2 separate regions of the Homo sapiens genome follow, and region 2 is linked to region 1. Evidence: chromatin loops called from intact Hi-C (ENCODE). Cell type or tissue: Calu3. All regions are shown on one strand. Each heading gives the region's core, and the rest is flanking DNA. Links, peaks and the distances in the headings are about the cores only. Region 1 overlaps HSD17B2 (hydroxysteroid 17-beta dehydrogenase 2). Region 2 holds the start of LOC112268169 (a long non-coding RNA gene).

What was found. Hi-C counts contacts between places; a loop is a spot of excess contacts. Peaks named below come from ENCODE experiments on the same cell type or tissue, not always from the same donor. Only the 100,000 strongest peaks of a DNase experiment are listed, where the experiment ranks them.
Region 2: it touches region 1 in a loop (5-fold over the local background); 3 of 110 quality-filtered maps call a loop at or near these places.

The regions. Positions count from the first base shown.
Region 1 is chr16:82,048,957-82,064,898 of GRCh38, forward strand. All of the region lies in intron 1 of HSD17B2 (hydroxysteroid 17-beta dehydrogenase 2), which reads left to right. It overlaps HSD17B2-AS1 (HSD17B2 antisense RNA 1), which reads right to left. Exons shown (of 2, transcript XR_933797.3): 1 at 14,137-15,942. Among named protein-coding and RNA genes, the nearest start is that of HSD17B2-AS1, 9.8 kb to the right of the region's middle. In Calu3, for the core only: no CTCF peak of the experiment used is centred there; no DNase peak of the experiment used is centred there.
Region 2 is chr16:82,000,351-82,010,508 of GRCh38, forward strand. SDR42E1 (short chain dehydrogenase/reductase family 42E, member 1) reads right to left here. Exons shown (of 3, transcript NM_145168.3): 2 at 441-534. The coding sequence starts at 508. It overlaps LOC112268169 (a long non-coding RNA gene), which reads left to right and starts at 4,106. Exons shown (of 2, transcript XR_002957879.2): 1 at 4,106-4,439; 2 at 7,117-7,544. In Calu3, for the core only: no CTCF peak of the experiment used is centred there; DNase peaks (open chromatin) are centred at 4,451 and 4,983.

The DNA.
Region 1 (15,942 bases), core at 3,471-11,470:
GGACAATAAAGTAACCAGAGAACGCATTATGATGAAAATAATCCTGGCTACTTTCTGGGCTGGAACAGGTAGTCCCATGTTGAGCTTATATGTTTCTGTTCAATTACATCTCTCCTGTTTATGACCCTTTCATATTCTTTATCAGCATTCTCTGTGACTATTTATTTAATATACTCTTCCCTCTCAAGCAATTGTTCTTTACTGGGAGCAATTTGGTTACCTAGGGGAATATTTGGCAATTCTGGAGATATTTTTGGTTGTCAAAACCTATAGGGTAGCGGGGAGTGACAACATGCTACAGGTATTGAGTGTTGAGGCCAGGATGCCACTGAACATTCTATAATGCAAAGGACAGCCCCTACCACAAAAAATTTACCTGACCTCAAATGTCAATAGCTCTGAAGTTGAGATACTTTCTCCTAGATGACGGGTCATGTCATTCATGTGCATCATGGTTTCCCCAAGTGCCAGGTACAAAGCAAGTCACATGATGGGTGCCCCATAATAATAAAGGGAATGGAGATTTAACTGCACCTTGAAGAATAGGCCAGGTCTGAATATATCTCCTGCTTTGAGTACAAGGTGTCAGAAGATGCTGTGAGCATTTCGGAAAGAAAGTTCACAAGAGAGATTGCAAACATTCTGGCTCCCAAAGAATGAAAGAGAGGAAACAGCCCTGGGGCTTTATCAGGAGACTGACATTCCCATAAACAAGAGAGTCTTGGAACAAAAGGTCTGGAACTGCAGGTAATACAAGAACACCCAAGACTACAAGCAGTTCATTGTTTTTACAGATAGACTTCAGCCAACCACTGAAGCAGCAGAGATGGAATTTTTAAATAGACACAAACTAGAGACAGTTCCTTTGGTAAGGCACAAAGGTGAGGCTTCTCAGCCCCATAGTGGGGCTGCATGCATACAGAGAAGGTCTCCACCTCGGGACAGCTTCTTGAATCCGGTGGATATCAACTGTCACTGTGTGTCAGAATCACCTTGGGGCTTTTAAAAAATAATGATGCTTGGGCACCCACTCCCAGAGCTCAAGTTTACCTGATCTAAGGCATGTGCCTGGGCATTGGTGTTTCTTTAGAGCGCCTCCGTCCCAGGTGAAGCTAATGGATAGCCAGCCCTACTTTACAAATGAACCACAGCTCAAAATCTTGTATAAACAATTTCTCTCTCCAACACCTTATGTACTCAGTTCCACTGGATGTCTTGCGCTTTATATGCTTGAAACTGAGTTCTTGATTTGGGACCCTTCCCTACCTGGCCCTTGCTCAGGGTTCCCCATCTTGGTGAGCTGCACTACCCAGCATTCTGTAGTGACCAGAATCCCAAGAACTCCCCTTCATTCTCATTTCTCTGCCCATCTTCTCCCCTGCCCGCCCATATACAATTCGTTCTCGGTGCTGAGGCTATTACTTTCCAACTGCACCTAGATATGTCCACGGCTCGTCACCTCCCCTGCTTCTGATGTAGTCAAAGCTACCGTCATTTGTTCTAGGGCTACTCCCTGGCCTCTGGGATTCCACTTTTGTCTCTTTAAGTTGTTCTCTGCAGAGTAGGTTGAGTGTCTTTTTCTGGCTTAAGACCCATCAAAGGCTTTCTGCTGTAGAGAATTCAAACCCAAACTTTTGCCCAAGACCAGAAGGCCCTGTGGAATCCGAGCCCCCAGATCCCACACCTCTCTCCCCTGCTAGTTAGCTTGAAGCACCAAGCTCTAAAGTCTTTCCATTTACTGTTCTTTTCACCGGGAATGCTTTTTCCTCCACCCTTTACAGGCTGGCTTCTTCTTCACCTTCATGTCTTAGTCTAAGACATGACAATTAACTGCTTGTAGTCATGCTTTTGTTTTGTTTTTGTTTTTGTTTTTAAATCTTGGCACTATTGACATTTGGGGCTGGAAAATTTCTTTGTCGTTGGAACTTTTCTGTACATTATAGGATGTTTAGTCTCTACTCACTGGATGACACAATAATCTGCTCCCCAGTTGTGATAAGAAAAAATGTCTCTAGACAATGCCAAATGCCTCATGAGGACAAAATCCCTGCCAACTGATAACTACTAGCTTAAATATTAACTTCTTGAACAGGTATTCTCTGTTCTCCAGGCTTTAAGTCTCCAGGTGTATTTCTCAATCTTCATATCCTATTTGTTACTTTCATAGAACTTTTCTCACCTTGAAATTGAATATTTATCTAGTAAATATCTGTGTCATAGTCCCACTAGACTATCTTGACTATTTCATTCAATTCTGTAATGATAGCATTGCGTACGGCTCCTGGTATGCAGTAGATGCTTAATAAACTTCTGTTGAAGAAATGCATGCACGCATGAATGAATGCATGAGCAAACAAAGACTGCTAGGCAGGCAAGTGCCTTCCCGCCAGGGTTAGAGAGATTATCTAGCAGTGCAAAAAGACCATGGACTAAAAAGGAATGAGATAATGCCCCTTGCAGAGACATGGATGAAGCTGGAAGCCATCATCCTCAGCAAACTAACACAGGAACAGAAAACCAAGTACCGCATGTTCTCACTCATAAGTGGGAACTGAACTATGAGAACATAGGGACACAGAGAGAGTAACAGCACACATCGGGGCCTATTGGGGTGGGGGTGAGGGTGAGGGGAGGGGAAGTATCAGGACAAATAGCTAATGCATGCAGGGCTTAACACTAGGGTGACGAGTTGATAGGTGAAGCAAACCACCATGCCACACATACAGCTATGTAACAAACCTGTAAGTTCTGCACATGTATCCCGGAATTTAAAGTAAAATAAAAAAAGAAAAAAAGAGCATGGACTTCGGAATCGTTAGTTGCAGCTTCTCAGCTCTGCCAGCTTCTTGCTGTGTGACCTGGGTCAGATAATTAACATCTCAGAGCCTCAGATTACTAATCTGTAAAATGGGGATACTACTTTTGAGAGTTTGCTTAACTGTGTAATCTTCCCTGCTCTCTCCCAGACCCCACGGGCTTTGGATGCTTCTTCATGTGCCCTTGGCACCTGGTGCAGGTCTCTATCAAGGGCTCACCATCACCAAGGATAGGATCACACTGTGCCGTCAGTGCCTTATACAGAGCCAACCACATCATAGGTGCTCAGGAAATAATGTCTGTGCGGTGTATGACCAGGAATCAAGTCGTATCCGAGATTTGAGGTCTTGTAGGTAGTTTGCTGAGACTATTCTTATACGGGTTGGTCCCTGGAAAAATGAGCAATCCCAGGTCCTTCCTTGGTGGGCTGTGGGAATGGGGAGGCTGTGCCCCTCTCTGTTGTTCAGGTGGGCATTCTCGTTTGCCAAAAATTGAGAAGCTACGCCTGGATCCTCTTACCTCTTTTTCTGTTTTGGTCTTCTGCCCAGGCCTTTGCAAATAATGAATTTAACAAAGATGTTGTCTGAGTGTCTCTTAGACCCAGGGAACTGAGTATGGGCAGCTGTTCCTCCTTGGTCAGAGCAAGCGAACTGTCATGTATCCAAATGTTTCTAGCGAGAGGGTCCTGTGAATGGAATTGTCAGTGAGTTCTAGTTTGCTCATAGCATGAGTCTCCCTCAGGGAGCAACCCTTGAGGTTTTCTACCTGCTCAGAAACTCTCTAGAGAAGGCTACACCCTGGGCATGCATTTCCCTTGAACTAGCTTTTCCTAGTCCCACTAGGAGAGTAAATGACAAAGCTGGGCCCTGAATCTAGGTCTTGCCCATCTCTCTATTTTTTTATGCTCAAAACTCACAATCCAGGGAAAAATATCCTTTCTCTTAGCTTGGGCAGTGTTGGGCAGTCTACTGAAGATCACATGTAGTAGGAGACAGGTAGTTCACTTTATTGGTCTCCTGGAACTGCTGTAAAAAAGCATAACAGACTGGGTGCCTTAAAACAGCAGAAATTTATTCACTCACATTTCTGGAGGCTGAAAAACTGAAGAGCATGGTACTGGCATTGCTCTTTCTTTCTGCATCATAACATGGTGGAGGGCATCATATAGCAAGAGGGCAAGAGCATGCCAGCTTAGGTCTCTCTTCCTCTTCTTATAAAGCCACCAGCCCCTCTTGGGGGCCCCATTATGACCTTATCTAGACCTAATTACCTCCCAAAGGCTCCACCTCTCAATGCCATCAACATATGAATTTGGGGATTAAGTTTACTACACATGAAATTTGGGGAACACATTCCAACTATAGCACTTATTAGCTAAAAGTTGCTAAGAACTTTTTTTTCTGGTAGCACAGGTTTTGGCTGCATGGCAAATGCAGAAGTCAACAGAAGGAGCCCACGTACATCAGGGAATTGGTGATCAGAGTCACCTAGACTGCAGGGGAAAAAGCCAAACCAAAAGTCTTACAGGTAGAGAAGATTTGGAAGAGGCACACATCCCAAGCAAACTACAATTGATGCACCCCTGCAGAGTCTACAGAAATGAAAAGAGAAGATCGAAATATCATCATTTTTCATTCTCCCGAGTTTTAATTTTTATTTATTTATTATTATTTATTTATTTATTATTAAAGTAGCAGAGATTGAAAACTAAGATAAAAAATGCCAACATAACCAATGATACGTTTAGCAGGATTGGGGAAAGTTCATAGCGCTAGCCATGGACTCTGAGTTCTCCACTAGACTGTAAGACCTTGAGGCCAAGAACTGTGTCCATCTTGGTCACCATTGTACCTGTAGCACCTAGCCCAGCATGGGGGAGCAGAGAGAAGCTGAGTGAATTGATTAAATTCATTGGTTGTGGCTGACCTCTAAAGATGTTCTATTAACTCTGAGACTGTGCACAGAGAAGACTTTGTGTGCTGCTGTCCATGGAAAGAAAGCTTCATCTTGTGTTGCTGCTGGGGAGCTCAAACAACACTGGACATGGATGGTACTGGACTGGTAGAGCATCTCCCTCTTGTATTATGTAAAGAAGTTCTAACATAGAATGCATAACCATAGATAGAAGTTCATTATCAGTTTTATTTAATAAGCAGTTGTTCCTGATAATCAAAGTGATTCAGATATCACTTAAGGTCACCATGCTCATTAAGTCAAGAGATTATGTGCTGGAGTCCTTACATGATGACCTAAGGCAGGTCTATCCATGCCTTCAACAGCATGTCTACAAATTCCCAAGCTTGTCTTTCTCCAAGTCACCTCTGGCTGTGATTTCTAGTGAAGATGAACTCTCATCTCTCATTCTTTACTCTGTTATCAGTCCAAACATGTAAGAGCCCTTTCTCCTTAATCACTTAACCTTAACCCACATATCGAAAAAAAAAAAAAAAGAAAAAAAAGAAAGAAAAGCCATGCACATAGATCAGATGAAAGTAATACGCTTTCCAGAAAATTCAGGGCTCCTCTGTCATCACAGACATTGTAAATATTAGACTGCCCCATTCTTTTTAAAATCTAACTTTTTTTTTTGGGACAGAGTCTCGCTGTGTCACCCAGGCTGGAGTGTAGTGGTGTGATCTTGGCTCACTGCAACTTCCACCTCCCAGGTTCAAGCAATTCTCCTGCTTCAGCCTCCCAAGTAGCTGGGACTACAGGTGTGTGCCACCAGAGCTGGCTAATTTTTGCATTTTTAGTAGACATGGGGTTTCACCATGTTGCTCAGGCTGGCCTCAAACTCCTGACCTCAAGTTATCCACCTGCCCCAGCCTCCCAAAGTGCTGGGATTCCAGGCGTGAGCCACCGGGCTCAGCCCTGCCCTATTCTTAACATACCACTTAGCCATTTCCACCAACTTGATTTCCCAACCTCCAGAAATGTTGCTTTCTCTTCCCACTCCCACTTCATCTCTTTGAGATGTCATTTTTTCCTCTTTCCCCACTAGTGTCTTTAGCAGAAAGGGAAGGGTGCTGTCCAGTAGAAATATTTCTATTTTTTTTAAAACCTAAGTCAACTCAAGTCACACCTTGGTTCAAAACTTTCTGATGATATCTCTCGTCACATTTTACAATAAAACTCATGGTCTTCCCCATGGCTGAAAGCAGAGTTTCTCAACCTCGGCTCTCTTAACATTTGAGGCCAGATGGTTCTTTTTGGTGGGGTCTGTTCTATGCATTTTGGGATGTTTAGCAGCTCTCTGGCCTCACCAGATGTCAGTAGCCCATCCCCATTTTTACAATCAAAAATGTCTCCAGACATTGTCAAATGTTCCCTGGGGGGGAACTGAAAATCACTGACTTAAAGGCCACATGGACTGGCCTTGAACTACTGCTGTAATTTAGCTCCTTTTATTCTCTTTGATTGTTCTGCTCTGGTTAAAATGGCCTCTCTGCTGTTTGACTGAGAATTATGTTCCTGTCTGAGAGCCTTTGCACCTGCTCTGCCCTGTGCCTGGTGCACTCTTCCGTGAACATGGCATCCTGGCACCCAGTCACTATTCTGTTGCAAACACCCATTCCCACCTGACGCCAATACATTTGCTTATTGAATGTCTCCCATGACCTCCTACAAGCTAAGCTTCATGGGATGGGGACTTGGATGGTTTTATATGTTGCCGTGTCCCCATGATGTAGAAGAGTACATGGCACATGCTCAACAAAGAGCTATTGAAAGAATGAGGTAATGAATAGGCAGGAACACACAGGATGGAGTAAGTAGCACATATGTGAGATGATTAAGAAATCAGCCCAAGTAGAATAGAAGGTATGTCCTAAGGTTGGGAAATGTAGAAAACTCCCCCACAGTGGGCAAATGATAGAAGTTATTGACATCCAGACAGCGTACTGTATCCACCATCTATCAGACAAGTGGGTGTCAGAGCAGGTTCATGAGCTGGGGAGAGATGTGGTAAGAATGGAGCAGAAATGAGAAGCCTGGATTCAACCGGAAAACCATGCAATAGAAGCGTGGATCCAACTAGAAAATAACACAATGCTCTGGTGTGAGTGAGGGTGGCGAATTGGTTTCCTCTGTGGTTGGTGAGGAGTACTGGAGTGAGTAGATTCTAAGGGAGAGGTGATTTGATTGAACAGTGTCCATGGTGGAATGAGAAGTGTAAGCTGGCCCAGGTACCAAGGGTTTGTCATCTCTGTTGTAAAGAACTAGGTCAATGGTGGTAATTAGCAATGAAACAGAAAATAGAAAACTGTAAATCACAGACATCTTGGATTTTATTCAAGTTTGGCAAGTTGCATCTTGTACCATTATATTTTGGAAGCGGCTGAGTGAGTTTTTGGTCATGTGTTGGCAAGAATGACATCCTGTCAGCCAGGAAGCATCTTTCCCATGAAAAAAAGGGACATTAGTAAGGCTGCCCTACTTAGATAAAACCTTAGATAATGATAAAAGGGACCTTGGGATAGTGGGGCAATTTAGTTGTATCTCTGGTTAGTTTTCTCTTTTTTGTGTTATGCTAATCTTAAGTAAATTTACTTTTTATGTAGTTGCTTAACGTGTTTTTACAAGTGTTACTTTACTTGTAGCAATTCTTGTGAAATACATGGTTGGAACATTAACAAAAAATTTCTATTAACCAAGCCACAGGAAAACATAGGAGAATGAACAAAAGAAGCCAGCCACAAAGAGGACCGATACCTATTTCCATCTATTTAAAACAAAAATCAGGTAAAACGGATCTATGCTGTTGTAAGTCAGGATCGTGGTAACCTGTGAGGGGTGGGGACAACTGGAAGGAGATACAAGGGAGATCTCTGGTGAGCTGTTGATGTTGTTTCTTAACCTTGGTGCTGATTAAGTTTCTCTATAATGTATAATACATAGCAGATTGGTAACCTCAAAAATGCTATTGCCTATTCACAACGATAGGTGAAATATACACTAGTCATTGATTCACGGAAGTTGACTATATTCAGAGAGAATGTGTTAGACAGGAAATACAAACAAACAAAAACAACCAACCAAACAAAAAAACAGGTGCCTTAGAATCTTATGGACGTAGGGTTCAAATGGCACCTCTGCTTTTTTACTTGAGTGAGGCTGGAAACTTTTTATATTCTTTCTGAAGCTTGGTTTCCTCACCTGTAAAATGGGAAAAAATGTGCACTTTTATGGGAGCCAATTGGAAGCTCTAAATAGCCAAAGCTAGAAGAGTTAGAGCAACACAACAAAGTAGTAAGCCATAATCCAAAGTATAAAATCAATATTCATGAGTCCAAACTGATATAAATAAGTGATTGAACTAATTAATAAGCGAGGGAGAAGAGATAAATCTCCTGTGCAGAATTCCAAATAATGTATAGAGCTATTCCACCCTAAAGAAGGAAGAGCATAACTCCCCACTTTCTCTTTTCTTTTCTTTTTTTTTTTTTGAGAGAGAGTCCCCCTCCGTCACCAGGCTAGAGTGCAGTGGCGCAATCTCGGCTCACTGCAAGCTCCGCCTCCTGGGTTCAAGCGATTCTCCTGCCTCAGCCTCCTGAATAGCTGGGACTACAGGCGCGCACCAACATGCCCGGCTACTTTTTGTATTTTTAGTAGAGACGGGGTTTCACCATGTTGGCCAGGATGCTCTCGATTTCCTGACCTCGTGATCCACCCGCTTCGGCCTCCCAAAGTGCTGGGATTACAGGCGTGAGCCACCGCGCCCAGCCTAACTCCCCAGTTTTTAAGTGTGGCCTGTGCACAACGGCTTCCTTTCAAAGCGTACAGCTTGGGAAGGGGAAAAAGCAACTGTGCAGTGGAGAAAACTGATGAACACCACTTCAACCAGGTCAACATCTTCCAGGTCAACATCAGCAGCAGTCTTAAGTCACATGGGTGCTATGTACCCTTAATGTGATGTGATGTGATGAAATGGCATTTTACCTCTGTGATCTTCTTCCCCCAAACCTATAATCCCAGTCTAATCAGGAGAAAAGCATCAGACAAATTCAAATAGAGAGGCGTTCTACAAAATCCCTGATGAGCACTCCGTCAAACTATCAATTATGTCAACTATGTCAGGTCTGAGAACCTGTCATAGCCCACAGGAGTCTAAGCAGACAGGATCACTAAATGTAACACAATGTCCTGAACAGGATCCTACAGCAGAAAAAGGACATTAGGTAAAAGTAACGCAATGTGAATAAAGTATAGAATTTAGTTAATAATAATGTATCAATATTGGGTCATTAATTGTAGAAGATGTAACTACATCATACTAATGTAAGATTGTTGTTGTTGTTAATTTTTTTTTTTTTTTTTTGAGATAGGGTTTTGCTCTGTCGCCTAGGCTGGAGTGCAGCAGTATGAGCATGCTCACTGCAGCCTCAACCTCCTGGGCTCAGGTGATTCTCCCACCTCAGCCTCCTGAGTAGCTGGGGCCAGGGGCGTATGCCAGCACACCTGGCTAATTTTTAAATTATTTGTAGAGGCAGGGTCTCCCTTTGTTACCCAGGCTAGTCTCAAACTCCTGGGCTCAAGCGATTCTCCTGCCTCAGCCTCCCAAAGTTCTGGAATTACAGGTGTGAGCTACCGCACCCAGCCATAAGATGTTAATAATAGGGAAACTGTATGCGAAGTATTTGGGAACTCTCGGTACTAGCTTTCTGATTTTTTTGTAAATCTAAATTTGCTCTAAAAAATAAAATCTGTTTTTTTAAAAAATGTGCATCTTACCTTAGGTTGCAAGCATAAAGTGAGATAACATATATAAACATAAGGCTCTCAAACTTTTTGGACTTAGTCCCCTTACATGGGCAAAAGTCATTAGGGCTCACCTACCCCACCCATTCCCACATCAGCTTTGTGTTGGTTCACATGTGCCCTAAGGGTAATGCGAATTTTCACGGTGACCAGGTCTTAGTTGAATGCTGAATTACAGTCATCTGTACAGTTCAGTTTCCTTTGTGAATATAGAATCGAGAAACCCTTCCTAAGTTATGTTCCTATTAAAAAATGAAGGTCATTTAAAAGAAAAAATCTGATTTTTAGGCACTGTGGACAGATGGCGGGGCTCAGGGAGGGTGATGAATGGGTCCAGGGAGCGAGTACAGGGCAAGAACATGAAACTGTGAGAAGGTGATGGGTTGTGCCTGGACTGTGATACTTCTTCATTTACTCAATTGTTCATTCTGTCATTCGGTAAATATTTACTACAGGCGCTCAGTGGGTGTGGGGTCTGGAACAGTGAACCAGACAGCCCAAGAGAGTCCGTACTCTGATGGAGATCACCTAGTTTCTTCTCTTTCCTGCCTGTATTATTTTCCAATGAGTGTTCCCTTAAGGAGGAAACTGGAGTTCTCTATAAAAGTAAACTATGACATATTCCTAGAACTTTCCTATTAATAACATTCACCAATATTGTAATTATTTATCCAATGTGCATCTTCTCTCTAGACCAGGGTTTCTCAGCCTTGGCACTGTTGATATTTGAGGATGGATGTTGGCTGGCAGATGTTGAGAAGCATCCCTGGCCTCAATAGTAGTCTGTGTTGTGACAACCAAAAATGTTTCCAGACATTGCCAGATATTCCCCAGGGGACAAAATTGTCTGTGGTTGAGAATCGCTTTCCTGCATTGGTGGCTCTCAATCCTGGCTGAAGTTTGGAATCTCCTGAAGAGATCTCAGAAACTGTTGCCAGTGGATACCGACCCCTATCCAGGCCAATTAAATGGGAGTCTCTGGGGATGGGCATTGACTTTTTTTTAGATTGTAGTGGGATTGAGGAGTGAGAACCTCTTTCCTAATCAGTATGCGTCATGAAGCCAGGGAGTATTTGTCTTCTGTGGGTGGGTGTTTTTAGGACCTAACACAATGATATCTGAATGAATGAGGGAACAAAAGAATGAAGGTGAAGACAGGTAGGAAGATGTGTCAGAAGTTAAAAGTGGCACCGGGACAGTACAGGAATGTGTTTTGCAAAGAGCAAACCTGGGTTTCACGGCTGACTCTACCACATTCCCGTTGTGTAGCTTTGGGCAAGTGTTTAATTTCCCGGGCACTTCAGTTGCTCATCTTAACACAGGAATCACAAGAATATGGGAGAATTCTTCATAAAGGTTATGTTCCAAGAAAAATGCATTTGTTTCCATTAAAAAAAATTGACATGAAAAATCTAGCTATTTCCCAAGGCCTCCTCACCCGACAACTGTTATCCGTTAAGAATGCTGAGGGCAAAGGAGGAGGGAGGTCAAGTATTTGCTCTTCCTGGATTAAGAGTTGAGCTTTTATTTTGACCTCAGGGCAGTCCTAAGTATGCTAGAGTTTTGTTGTATTTCTCTAACATTTTATTATACCTTAATCTATTTTATGGGGAACAGGCAATGTCAACATGAGGGTGGCAATCTGATGGATTGCCTAAGTCTTAAACTAAAGGGTGGGGAAAGTCCACTTCCCACTAGTTTCCCACAGGCTTTCTACCAGCTAAACAGCTTTGATTCAGATGACCTTTGTAAGTGGGAAACTGTAGGTCAGGGATCTCCAACTCAAAAGGCTATGGGGTCAGGGTAGGCTGCATTACTGAGGGAAGCTGGTGATGGGAATGTGTGTGTGTGTGAGAGCTCTTGATCAGTGAACCTTGTTTCTTCAAGTGCATACCCCATCAGAGGGGGAGCCCCGGAGGTCCTCAGCCTCAGCTGATGGGTCCCTTGTGGGAATGCCGACTCATCTCCTGGTTAATCAAGAGAAACCATTGATCTGGGTTTTCAGGTACAATCTCCCGATTCTGAGTCTTTGTTCAAATTTTTGCAAAATTCATTGTGTGGGACAAATGAAATGCCTATTCAGATCACATCCTTTTACTGATAGATAGCAGATCTTCAATTTGTGTTTGTCCGTTCTACCATAAGAAGTGAGATTCCACTATGAGAAAGGGTCTTGGTGCCTCTGAAGATACCAACCCCGTAAGCACCTCCACCTTAAGCTGCTGGTAGTTGAAGACATCATTGGCAAAGGGAGCACTCGGAGGAGCTTTAGGGGCAAGGACGCATAAAGCAGAGCTGTGATCTTTGGCTGATTCATCGCTGTGGCTAGAAAAGCAGTGAGGACCTTCTGAGAGAACTGATCTGAAAACCTTTTTGGTTCCAGAAACTGGAGGGAGCCAATGAAAGGAGTAGTGTAGTGTCGGTTTTTTAAAAAAAGTTTCCATTTATGGGCCAGGCGTGGCGACTCACACCTGTAATCCCAGCACTTTGGAAGACTGAGGCAGGTAGATCATGAGATCAGGAGTTCAAGACCAGCCTGGCCAAGATGGTGAAACCCCGTCTCTATTAAAAATACAAAAATGAGCTGGGCATGGTGGCAGGTGCATGTAATCCCAGCTACTTGGGAGGCTGAGGCAAAGAATTGCTTGAACCCAGGAGGCAGAGGATGCAGTAAGCCAAGATTGTGCCACTGCACTCAAGCCTGGGTGACAGAGTGAGACTCTGTCAAAAAAAAAAAAAAAGTTACCATTTATTTAATAAACATCTGGAGAGCAGTGGCTTTGTGCCAGACCTTGTTCCAATTACTTTAATATATCAAATTATTTAATCCTTCGAACAACTCTATGACCCAGGTCCTACTGTCACTCCATTTTAAAGATGGGGAAACTGGGGCACAGAGAGGTTAAGTGACAGCCAAAGTCACACAGCTGTTAAGTGACAGAGCTGGGATTTGAACCCAGGTCTCCCAGCTCCAGAATCCAGGTTATCATCATTTCTCTTGGCTGTATTTTAATAGGGACGATTTTATCTATAGTAATGAAAAATTATGGCTTTGAAGACTATGTAGAAATATGTAAAACCAGTCTATATAATAGTAATTTAAAAATCAGCTGTCAAATTGTATGTGTGCTATAACTGTTAAAGAACGATATGTAGGAAAAAAGACTAGAAGAAAAAGAACATGAACATTATGAGAGTTATGCAATATGGTGAGATTATGGAGAATACCTTCTTTTATTGATCTCAGTATTGACTGTGAGCTTTTATTTCTTGTATGATGTTTTATTAATGACTAAAAAACATTTACAGGTTTGTAAATTTATCCCCCATCTTCCTTCTTTCTGAATGTAGCTTCCAAAGGACAGTGCTTGTGTTCCAGGGCACATGCATCCCAGCACTCAGTCCTGTATTTACAGGGTGGATGCGTTTTATTCAAGAGGCCTGGCCTGAAGAACTCCCAAACACGCGTTATTCACAACGTGCCCAATTTAAGACTTGAACCAACAAATGATGGGGTGTTTCCGTTCACCAGCTAATATGGTGCCCCCATGTGGCAGTAGCATAAATACACTTTGCAACTACATTACACAATTCCTAATACCCTCAAATTCAAGGTGATTCACATTATTTCCCTTTTGCACATAAACTGAGTCTTTATTAACATTTTTAGAATTAACTGCTATTTCAAATTCACTCCAATCTTGTACAAATGGGTCTGTAGTAGTCATTGCCTGTCCCAAGTTGATGGGTTTCCAGGCTGCTAGAGACAGAATGATCCCAAATGACATAGTTTAACACCAACCTCAGCATTTTCTCTGCCCTGTTGAGCACTTACTATGAGTCAGGTGCCCTCAGCACTAGTGACAAAGGACCCTCTCTCAGTTTGTAAGGCACAAATATTCTAGTGCCCTCTTCAATGCTTATTCATCCAACATGTGCTTTTTATTGAGCATCCACTATGGGCTAAGCCTTGTGCTTTGGAGGATTTGAATATTTTATACCCCAGTTGTTTATATCCTAATCTGTGCCTGGCTCCAAACTACCTCTGCTGTGTCTTAGCTGAATGACTTAATCCTTCTGTGCCTCAGTTTCCTCCTCTGTAAATGGGTGATGGTAACATTACTTACCCCCCAGGGTGATTGAGAGGATTCAGTGAGTAAATGCATGTGAACTAGCTGGAACTTGGTAAACATGCAATCCATACTTGGTGTGCTTATTTTCAAACACCACTGTTGGGTAACTCTTATGAAACACTTCCAACTTCTCACGAAAGCCCTGGCTTTGTTGCCAGGTTTCCGGAGTATACAATTATTTTCCCCTCTCCTCAAGGAGTGATTCCTTAGCCACAGACTTTTTCAAGGCCCTCTGACCCCTGAGCTGCCTCAGGACTTCATAGACACCAGGCCTAGCACAGCCTGATCTCTAACATCATAAGTCAGAAATGACGTCACGGTTACAGCCACGATACTGATGACAGCCATTCACAACACGCTGGGCCAGTGCGAAATCCTGTCTTGCTGACTGCCCATGCCAGTCTAGGAGGGGGTGTTATGATAATCCTACCTTCCATGTGAGGAAGTGGAGGTTCCACATGGTTATATGTGACTTTCCCAAGGCTTGTAAGTGGAAGAGAAGAATCAGGCAGTCTGAGTCTTAACCAAGATGTTCAGCTGACAGTCAGTAGAGGCAAACTCTACATTTACCAATATTGTGAGTGGAAACATCTGAAAATTAAAATAAAGACACAGTTTTATTTTTTAAAAAGACTGATGTAGTAATTGTTTGGAATAGGCTCTATTAGGCATTTCACAAATATTAACTGACACAGGTACCATTATTTAGCCCATTTTACAGGTAAGGAAGCAGAGGCAGAGAGTAATTAGAAAGGCTCTCTAGGGTTACACAGGCAGGAATAGCAGGGCTAGACTCGCACCCATTCGCCTATGCCACACTGCCTCATGGGTAAACACAAGCAGATGGTCTCCCGTGATCTTTGGCTTCATTAATTTACTGCCAAACAAAAAAAAACCTCAGATTTAGTTAGGAGAGACTTTATTCAAAAGGATTATTGCAGTAGAGGGAATGTTCTGACCACTTAATCTGCAAGTGTCTCAAGATGAGGCAGTAAATATTTTGCTTTGCTAAAGAGGCATAAACAAGGTTAGAAAGAAGTGGGTGTTGGGGGCTGGGATGATCAGAGTGACACAATCAGACAGTGGTTGAGGGCTGATCAGGAAGGTCTGTAAAGAGGAGTTGTCTGCTGGCTCAGGCTGAGGGTGGGCCAGGACCTGGGGAAAGGAGAGACTCTACACCAAAGTTAGGTTAACGAACACTTTGTTCCGACTGACCAGTGGAAACAGGCAGTTAAACTAACCACAAAAACAAAGAAAGGGAGTTTGGAGGCTCTGGGTCTGGCCTTGTCATAGGTAAACAAGTGGGGGCACCTATGAGTCTCATCTAAGTCATATGGGGAAGGGAGTTCTTTGCAGTGAGCTGTTTCCCAGAACACAAAAGGGTGGGGACATTTCTTAACCTTTGCAATTTTCCAGTATCACAGGGCTTGCCTAAAGTTCAACACTGTTGTCACCTGTAGGCTCTTCCAAGGAACTTTCCTAAGAGAGTCAGATCCTAGGCTCATGAAGCTGCTCAAAGGCACTGCCTTCCAAAATGTGACAAATTATCCTCTACTCAAAGGAAAAGGAGTCAAGATCACAATGTCTCCTCCTTGCTCGCATCCCTTTACCTGCCACGCTGGCTTCTTTCACTCAGTGTAATGGTTTCAATGTTCATGCTGTAGCAAGCATAGAAACTTCATTCCTTTCTATGGCTTAATAATATCTCACTGTTGGGTATACCATATTTTTTATCCATTCATTAGTTGATGGATGTTTGGTTAGTTTCTTTTTTTCTGTTGTTATGAATAATGCTGCTATGAACATTTGTGCACAGGTTTTTGTGTAAATATATATTTTCATTTATCTTGGGTACACACCTAGGAGCAGAATTGCTAGGTCGTCTGGTGACATTATGTTTAACCTTTTGAGGACTGTTTTCCAAAGCAAAGATAACTAGTTTTAGTGTCTGCAGTAAGTGAAAAAGATGTTCAGGAAAGACACTAAAACTAACTCGAGAAAGAAGAGGGATTATTAGGAGGATGTGGAATTTCTTAAAGCATACATGGGGAAGAGAGCACTTGAGGTTTACCAGAGAGTGGAAAGCTATCATGAGCCAAGAAGATGCTCGTCTATGTCTGTGGACAACATCTGACCTCAGACTCTGCTCTTATTTGTAGCTTTGCCTCTTGTTACTCTTCAAGAGGACTTAGCCCATATCTCCATGTGCATGAAGGAAGACAGCCACCCAGTCCCC
Region 2 (10,158 bases), core at 1-8,000, 52 kb before region 1:
ACTATGCATGTTCCTTGGTGCAAGCCTCGCTTCTTCAAATTTTCAAAAGTGAGAATCCTCTCATCTACTTAAATTACAAAGAGAGAGGCCTTATCTTCAAAGAATGGTGGCATTTTTCCCCCTTGGTTCTAGGGCCCACTATCTATTCTTTGGAATATTTGTGAATAATAAGATAACTGTGAAAGAACAGCTATGATTTAAAATTGTTTTTGGTGATGTGAATAGTCACCCCTCCCAATTTAATGGCTTTATAAATAATTTTTCTTTAAGTGAAATATACCTGTAGTTCTCAGCTGCAATGTCTGAGCAGTGGGCAACACAGATCATTTCTGGTTTGACATTACACAAACAAGTAAAAGTCTGCTCTGCTGTCAGAGTTGAATGCTTCTGGCAACTACCAGTAAAATAATTCCATGTGTATATTTTATAGATACACTTACCGAAAACCAAAATAGCCACTTCCTCCTGTAATGAGGACACTTTCCTTTTGAGATCTTTTGGGGTCCATATGTGGCAGTCAAAAGATAACTGGACCTGAAGAAAGAAGTATGCATCACTGTTACTGATCCAAATGCAAACGTCATTCTCCCTAATTTTGACCTAACAAAAACAAAAAGTCAATACGCTGTAGTAGAATGAAAAGGTGAGGTCTGGGTCTGGTCACAGCTGTGTCATTTAGCTACTTTCCCTTCAGTTCCTGGGCTTCAAATTTCACCCGATGTAACATGGGGACAGTAATACCTGCTCTGCCCACCTGAAAAGGTTAATGTGGAGGTTAAATAAGAGAATGTACTTGGCAGTGCTTTGAGAGCCACAAAAAACGTTTCGAACATAAGGCATTATTGTAAATTCTTGAAAATGATTAGAGCCTTTTTGAAAATAATTGATTCAAATTTGGTAGGAAGAGGCATTTCCCCCCCATGCATCAGAAAATTAGAGAGCACTCTAAAGGAAGCTCCCAACATCTTTTCTTTAAAATTTCGCACTGCAGCATGGTTTAATACTGCTTTATTAACCCTATACTTAAAAAATATGTATATGGGGAAAAACTCCTTTATGTAGCAAACCATGCCCCACCTCCCCCACCGCAAATCTTGCAAGTACTTAAAGTACAAGTGCTCAGTGCCTTTGGGGATCCCACTTCTCTCTCCCTCTTCTTCTGTGGCCCTCCCCGCATTTCTTTCAAGGCTCCAAGGCCCCCTTCTCCCAAAAACAAAACTAAATAAGCAAAAATGAAGACACCCAACTCCTTCCATGTGGGAGGGAGAGAGGCCAGGCACGGTGGCTCACACTTGTAATCCCAGCACTTTGGGAGGCCGAGGCAGGCGGATCATGAGGTCAGGAGATCGAGACCATCCTGACTAACACGGTGAAACCCCGTCTCTACTAAAAATACAAAAAATTAGCCGGGCGTGGTGGCGGGCACCTGTAGTCCCAGCTACTCGGGAGGCTGAGGCAGGAGAATGGCGTGAACCCAGGAGGCGTAGCTGGCAATGAGCGAAGATCGCGCCACTGCACTCTAGCCTGGGCGACAGAGCAAGACTCCATCTCAAAAAAAAAAAAAAAAAACCACAGGAAGCACACAGGTCCTCAAAGGCACTGGGTGCGTATACACACACACACACACACACACACACACACATATACCTGTGCTCAAGTCAACAGAGACACTCAGAGGTGTGGTTAGGCATGAAGACTGCAAGCAATCAAGAGCCCTACCATTTCTCTTTCCCAGCCAGGCACCCACGACTGCAGCCACTGCACCACAAAAGTAGACTTCAACATGGAAGAGTGTGGAGACAGGAGGGAAGCGGGAGCAGCAGAGGTTAGGGCTATGCAGGATGAAGAGCTTGTATGGCAGAGAGGCTATGAGTGTGAAGTCAGTGTACATGCACAAAGAAAGAAAAAATATGGGGGACAGGAATACACAGTGAAGACGTCTCGCCTCCGCCCTTAAATGGTTATGTGATCTTGGCCAAGACATTTCTCTAGATTTCACTTTTCTCTTCTGTCTGGTTGTGTGTTGTGCTATGTTACAGGAATGCTAAAGTTTCTAAAAAGGCAGCATGGTACAGTGGAAATAATAACAACAAACACATACCTAGTGCTTACTACTAGGGCCAGGCAGCATGCTAAGTGCTTTATGTGTATGTTAGCCATTTAATCCTTTTAATAATCTTACTAGGAAAGTACTATTAGATCCTGTTTTTCAGCTGAGAATTACCACAGAGACAGTAAATAAACTTGCCCAAGCTTACCTGGATTCACACCCGATGGCAGTTTGGCCCCAGGAGCCCGCACTCTTAACCACTAAAACACAGTCTTAAATGAAAAGAGAATGGACTTTGGGGTCCACTTACCAGTTGTGTGATTTTGGACTGTGTGTTTACCACATGTGTTAAACACTCTGAACCTGCTGCTTCATCTAAAAGTGGAGCTGATAATAAGCCTGCCTGAAGACTGCATGGGATAATGTGCAAAAAATGTCCAACAAAACACCTGACACCGTATGGGCACTCCACAGATGTCATTCCTTGAGCTGCCCTTTTTTCACACTCCAGAGTTTAGAGATCCAACTATTTTATTACATTTCCACATGACATGACTACATCTCTCAAAAGCACAGGGTTACAAAGAGTTTTGTAAGTTCTTCTGAATACCTGTGTGAGTGTATTAAGACTGCCAATGAAGCGAATCAGATCACTTATGCAGAGTCAGTCAGTGTGACAAGTGAAGACAAGGTTCAGCAAGTGACTGTCTCAGTGGTTTGAGGGTATGGAGAAGAGTGAGAAATACTAGGGAAACTGAGCAAAATGGGGCAGAGGATGGCTGATGAGTTCCCAAGGTTCCATTAAGCAACTGCCACGGTTGTGCTTTCAAGAAAATTCATGAAGAATGAATGTGCCAGCACTCCCTCAATGCACCTAACAGTGACCTTGTGATTCTATTGTTTTCTGAGTGCAGAACACTCCCATTTGGATTTAGAGTAGCCATAAAACCAAATGCAGTCAATTCTGTTCTTTAGTGTACTCACAACCCTTCATGATGAATGCTATTTCCCAACACAGTAGACATCAGTTACTGATATATCAATACAGACTTCCCACGTTCACCTCCATGACCTGGTCACAATTTCCCACTCTTCTGCTACTGGCACTCCGTGCTCCAACCGTACAGACTTTCCTTATCTTGAAGATGCTGAGCCCATTAGTGCCTCCTGTTCTCACTTCAGTGTGACACATCGTATACTAGGTCCTTTTCTGGAAGCTTCTTTCTCAATATTTAGGTCTGCTGACAAGTCTTCAGAGAGACTTCTCTGATCACCCTAGCTAACACAGATGCCTGTACCCTAAATGTTGCTTTGTTTTCTCTATGGAACATTTTGCTATCTATCTAAAACTATTTACTTTTTATTATTGATCTCCTTCCCACAGAATGTTAAGTTCTATGAGAACTGAGGTCTTCTGCCTTCTGGGGTGTCCCTACTAGAATCCAGAACATAGTAGATGCTCAATAAATATTTGTTGAATCTATGGATTATTCTGAACACCCTAAAATATATCCAATTCAGTAAAATTGTGATGGGCACAAATTACCCAGGGCTCTGCAGTGTCTAAGAGCTGCTGTTCTGCAAGACATTAATACTGCCATTTTAACAATAACATGTCTCCTAAAAAGTGCCGGGTTATGAAATGAAAGATACAAACCCAAACGAGACAGAGGTCCTGCTTTCCAGAGCTTACAAATAAGAAAGAGGCTTCTACAGATACCAAAAGGAAAAGGCAAAAAAGATGAAAATAACGCTACTGTTATAATGTTGGTATAAACAAAGTGTGGTGGGAAACCAAGGTGAGGGGTGGGGAGACTGATTCTGACAGGGCACATCAGGAAGAGATCATGGGAGAGTGAGCTTTAGCACTACAGGGCCCATGGGAGGATCTAGGTAGGCTGAAAGGAGGGTTATCACAGGTGGGGGTGCACCACGAATAAATGGATCACATGCAGGGAAGGCTGTGCTGGGCAGCTAACATGGTGAGTCCGCCATGGCTGGTGTGCAAACTGAAGCATGGAGCTGATGCTTGAGGGTGAAAAGACAGCCTGGGGTGAGCCTGGAGACAGGCTTCTGTCCCCTTCCATAAAGTTTGAATCCCATTCTTTTTTTCTCTTTGAGACAAGGTCTCACTCTGTTGCCCAGGCTATAGTGCAGAGGTGTGACCACGGCTCACTGCAACCTTGATTTCCTGGCCTCAAGCGATCCTCCTACCTCAGCATCCTGAGTAGCTGGGACTACAGGCGTGTGCCATGATGCCTGGCTAATTGAATTCCACTCTGCAGACAACACAAGCCTTTGTAGGTTTACAGCAATGAACCGTTGGGGCCACCTTGGTACTTGTGAAAGAGAAGGCTTCCCCTGGAGGAGGAAATGGGCCAGGGTCCAGGTAAGGGAGATGTGGCTCTAGACTAGCGGGTTACCAGTGAGGACAAAAGGCCAGTGTGCTCAGGTGAAATCAGGGTGAGGGCTGGTGAACAACTGCAGGAGGTGGCAGCGTGCTGCACCCAGGTGATGTTTTGAGGAAGATGATGTCATTAATTGAAACAGTAAGTTTTGGAAATGTTCTTGTCTGGTTGAAAGTTTTGACAAACAGGATGTCAGATAACAATTTAAGATCTTCTTAATATCTCTGTAAGAATTCCACCATAAGGAATTCTGAAAATGGACAAGGCCTTCAAAAGCCCAATTAAAACATTCCAACGGAAATACCTATCTTTAATTAGTCTTTGGTTTTAAAATTACACATTCCAGTCCAGTCACAAGACCATAGGTCAATCATGGTTCATGTGCACATTAATCAAGTAAGGAACATACAACTTCGGATTATTAATGCTTCAGAAACCTGCCAGGCCTAGTGATGCTACTCCATTACCTTCCAACTAGTTTCAGAATGATCTGAGGCAAAAACTTGTATAACTGACCTGATCGGGGGGGTCAGAAGAGAAAGATAAGAAAAATTAATAACTTAACAAGATAAACAGCAAGGAAAAAGCTTATCCACCAGGCCAGTAAAGCCTTCACAGGATGGTAGCCATCTGCTGCACTGCTGGGAGCCGCCTCCTCCCTTCCTGATCCCCAACATTGATAAGCACAGAAAAATCTCAGCAAACGCATTTTGCAGACCTGCCCCCACCCAAAATTCACATGAATCCTAAGCCAGAAGGGAGAAAAGAGAATATACAGTTGTTCTTCAACCAGCTGCCTGATTTTCATCTACTCTGTGGCTTCTGTTTTATTAATTAGTTTCTATCTGATTCCTTCTAGGGCTGGGCACTCAGACCTGCCTTTATAATGGCAAGTGCTTGAAGGTCCTTCCAAAATGTGGCTTTGTTCAGTAATTGCTCTCCCCTGGTGGGGAGGGCTACATCCGACCTGAGCAGTCATTTTAGTGGATACAGGTTAAAGTTAAGCACATGATCAAGAAACAACAAAAAAAACCTTAATTACAAACAGTAAAAAAAAATTAAATTTAAAAATCCACCTGACCTCTTGAGAATACTAAGGTAAAGCGAGGGTAATAAAGTTGACATCTCAAGGGAAGTTATGAGAAAAAACTAATAAAAGATGACTGGGAGTACTTTACATTTTAAAAGACCTAATTAAATGCTAAAGATCAGAAATAAGAACCTTTGATTACGCACACCGTTCCTTCATCCCTATGAGTTCAAGATGACTGTGCTACTTGCCCTCTGGTATCATAATGCAATATAGAAATATGGGTGTCATTAGCATTTCACCAATAGAAAGTATGGAACAGCGGGAATTTAAGACTGTTACCATAAAAATAAAAAAACTGTATTTACTTTAAGAGAGAGAAAAAATATCTCCAAGTACTATAACCCCATGATTACGTGTTTTAAATCACTGTACAAGTGCTGACCAGAGGTAAAAGGTAACTGTATTCTTATTATATTGAGATCTGGCAAATATATTCATGCTAGAGGGCTTACGAAATGGTGCTGTTCAAATTCCATGCATGATCTGAAAATTATCTACTTGTGTTTAATACAAGGAAGTCAAAACAATAAAAATAAATATGCAGTTAGAGGGATAAGGAGAAGAATTCTGATACAGATAAAAGAGATGTGACATATAAAATTCAAAAGGGGCTGGGTGCAGTGGCTCACGCCTGTAATTCCAGCACTTTGGAAGGCTGAGGTGGGTGGATCACTTGAGGTCAGGAGTTTGAGACCAGCTGGGCCAACATGGTGAAACCCTGTCTCTACTAAAAACAGAAAAAATTCGCCAGGCGTGGTGATGCACACCTGTAATCTCAGCTACTCAGAAGGTTGAGGCAGGAGAATTGCTTGAACCTGGGAGATGGAGGTTGCAGTGAGTGCAGACTGCACCACTATACTCCAGTCTAGGCGACAGAGGGAGATTCCATCTCAAAAAAAACAAAAAACAAAAAACCAAAAGGCCAAACACACCTTGGAAGAAAATTACCTAAGGGCATAGAGTTAAGTGAAAACCAGTATACTCGTAATAGATATGGGTATTTATGCAGGGTTTTGAATATAACTAGGTAGCAGGACAGCTGTCTATAATTCAGGGTCATCACCTGAGGTGTTTCAAATCTTGTTCGGCTACCTAAACTTCTGCCTAGATACTTGTGGCACAAGTGCCTTGCAATTCCTCACAATGCTGATGACAAAGAAATGAAATAATTTTGTAACTGGTATTTCCCATCTGTTTCCCAAGCTACAGTATAAATGCCATGTGAGTACAGACTGGCAATATCTATAGGGACAAGGAATATCTAGCAGATTGTAGACCCAGTAAATATAAATGGGGTGAACATTTTGCAAGCTCTTCAAATGCCTCTTTCTGTCCTATCTGCAAGGAGTACTACACTTGTACTTTCTTCTTCACTAGGTCAGCAGTTTGCCACGTCTATAAATTGAAGTAATACCAAGTAATTGAATTAATATCTAGTAATTGAAGTAATATCAACTGCCACTTATTAAGCACTTACTCTCTGCCAGGCATTGTGCAACACTCTGTCTGTGAATTATTTCACAACCCTCTCAGATGAGTACTAATTTGTTAATTCCATTTTACAGGTGAGAAAACTGAAGCTCAGAGACACAAAGTGCCTAACTCCAAGTCCTACAGCTAGCAAATGGTAGAGCAGGGATCTGTACCAATAACCCAGGTGCATCTGACTCTACAGTTCATCTTAACGCAGCAGCACTCGAGGCTGTGCAGAGCCCCTACCTGAAGTGCTTGGTACTGACCTGAGTCCTGTGAGGGCTTTCACTGTTAACACATTCTGCAACCTCATTGTGGTTCCTGCAGTTCCCAGAGAAAATGAATTGGAGGTGGCCCATCTTCTCCCATGTGGCACAGGTAGCACTGATGAAGGGTTAAGACTCCCAGTTTGGAAATCTGGGCATTAGACTTGGCTCTTCCACCAATTCCCTGTGTTACCCTAGGCAATTCACTGAACCTCTGTTTCCTCCGCCCTAAAATAAAAACAGCAACAACCATGGCTACACTTATTATTTATTATGGGTTAGGCAGTGATATGGTTTGGCCGTGTCTCCACCCAAGCCTCTTGTTGAATTGTAGCTCCCGTAAATCCCACGTGTCCTGGAGGGACCCGGTAGGAGGTAATTGAATCATGGGGGCGGGTCTTTCCTGTGCTATTCTCATGATAGTAAGTCCCACAACATCTGATGATTTTATAAAAGAAAATTCCCCTACACAAACTCTCTTGCCAGCCACCATGTAAGACGTGACTTTGCTCTTCCTTTGCCTTCTGCCATGATTATGAGGCCTCCCCAGCCACGTGGAACTGTGAGTCCATTAAACTACTTTCCATTATAAATTACCCAGTCTTGGGAATGTCTTTATTAGCAGTATGAGAATGGACTAATACAGTAAATTGGCACTGGGTAGTGGGGTGCTACTGTAAAGATATCTGAAAATGTGGAAGTGACTTTGGAACTGGTTTACAGGCAAAGCCTGCAACAGTTTGGAGGGCTCAGAAGAAGACAGGAAGATGTGGGAAAGTTTGGAACTTCCTAGAGACTTGTTGAATGGCTTTCACCAAAATGCTGACAGTGATATAGACAATAAAGTCCAGGCTGAGGTGGTCTCAGAGATGAGGAACTTGTTGGGAACTGGAGCAAAAGTGACTCGTTATGTTTTAGCAAAGAGACTGATGGCATTTTGTCCTTGCCCTAGAGATCTGTGTAAGTCAGAGCTTCAGAGAGATGATTTAGGGTATCTGGGGTAAGAAATTTCTAAGCTGCAAAGCATTCAAGAGGAAGCAGAGTGTAGGTTTGAAAAATTTGCAGCCTAATGATACAAAAGAAAAGAAAAACCCATTTTCTGGGGAGAAATTCAAGCTGGCTGCAGAAATTTGCATAAGTAACAAGGAGCCAAATGCTAATCATCAAGACAATGGGGAAAATGTCTCCAGGGCATGTCAGAGACCTTCTTGGCAGCCCCTCCTACCAAAGGCCCAGAAGTCTAGGAGGCAAAAATGGTTTCCTGGGCTGGGTCCAGGGTCCCCCTGCTCTATGCAGCCTAGGGACTTGGTGCTCTGCGTCCCAGCTGCTCCAGCTGTGGCTAAAACGGGCCAAGGTACAGCTCAAACTGGGGCTTCAGAGGGTGCAAGCCCCAAGCCTTGGAAACTTCCATGCGGTGTTAAGCCTGTGGGTACACAGAAGTCAAGAACTGAGGTTTGGAAACCTCTCCCTAGGTTTCAGAGGATGTATGGAAACTCCTGGATGTCCAGGCAGAAGTTGGCTGCAGGGGTGGGGCCCTCATGGAGAACCACTGCTAGAGCAGCATGGAAGGGAAATGTGGGGTTGGAACCACCCCACAGCGTCCCCACTGGGACACTGCCTAGTGGAGCTGTGAGAAGAGAGCTACCATCCTCCAGACCCCAGAATGGTAGATCCACCAACAGCTTGCACCGTACACCTAGAAAAGCAGCAGACACTAAACGCCAGCCCTGGAAGCAGCCAAAAGTGGGGCTGTACCCTGCAAAACCACAAGGGTGGAGCTGCCCAAGACTATGGGAAACCACCTCTTGCATCAGTATGACCTGGATATGGGACACGGAGTCAAAGGAGGTCATTTTGGAGTTTCAAGATGTGACTGCCCCGCTGGATTTTAGACTTGCATGGGGCCTGTAGCCCCTTCGTTGTGGCCAATTTCTCCTTTTTGGAATGAGTATACTTACCCAATACCTGTACCCCCATTGTATCTAGGAAGTAACTAACTTGCTTTTGATTTTACAGGCTTATAGGTGGAAGGGGCTTGCCTTGCCTCAGATGAGACTTTGGAGTGTGGACTTTTGAGTTAATGCTAAAATGAGTTAAGACTTTGTGGGACTGTTGGGAAGGCATGATTGGTTTTGAAATGTGAGGGCATGAGATTTGGGAGGGGCCAGGGGCGGAATGATATGGTTTGGCTGTGTCTCCACCCAAATCTCACCTTGAATTGTAGATCCCATAATTACCACGTGTCCTGGGAGGGACCCAGTGGGAGGTAACTGAATCACAGGGGTGGGTTTTTCCCATGCCGTTCTCTTGATAGTGAATAAGTCTCAAAAGATCTGATGGTTTTATAAAGGGGAGTTCCCCTACACAAGCTCTCTTGCCTGCCACCATATAAGACGTAAGATGTGACTTTGCTCCTCTTTTGCCTTCTGGCATGATTATGAGGCTTCCCCAGCCATGTGGAACTGTGAGTCCATCAAACCTCTTAACTTTATAAATTACCCAGTCTTGGGTATGTTTTTATTAGCAGCATGAGAATGGATTAATACAGGTAGTTTAAAGGTTTAGCATTTAAGCCTCAGGACAATCTTCCGAAGTTGTTACTAGTATTATCATCAGCTTTCAGAAATGAGGAAAATAGATCAGAGGTTAGGAACCTTGCCCACAAATTATGCAGGTCATAAGGGGTTGGGCAGGGTTCAGGACTTGAAGCCGGGTCTGTATGACTCTTAACCACTACATGTAATGCCGCACAATAAGGCTGGGACAATACAGATTCGCTTAGGTCATTATCTTATCACTGTGAAAGGAAAATAAATCTTGGGGTCCCAAGATCACTAAGCTAAAGGGAAAAGTCAAGCTGAGAACTGC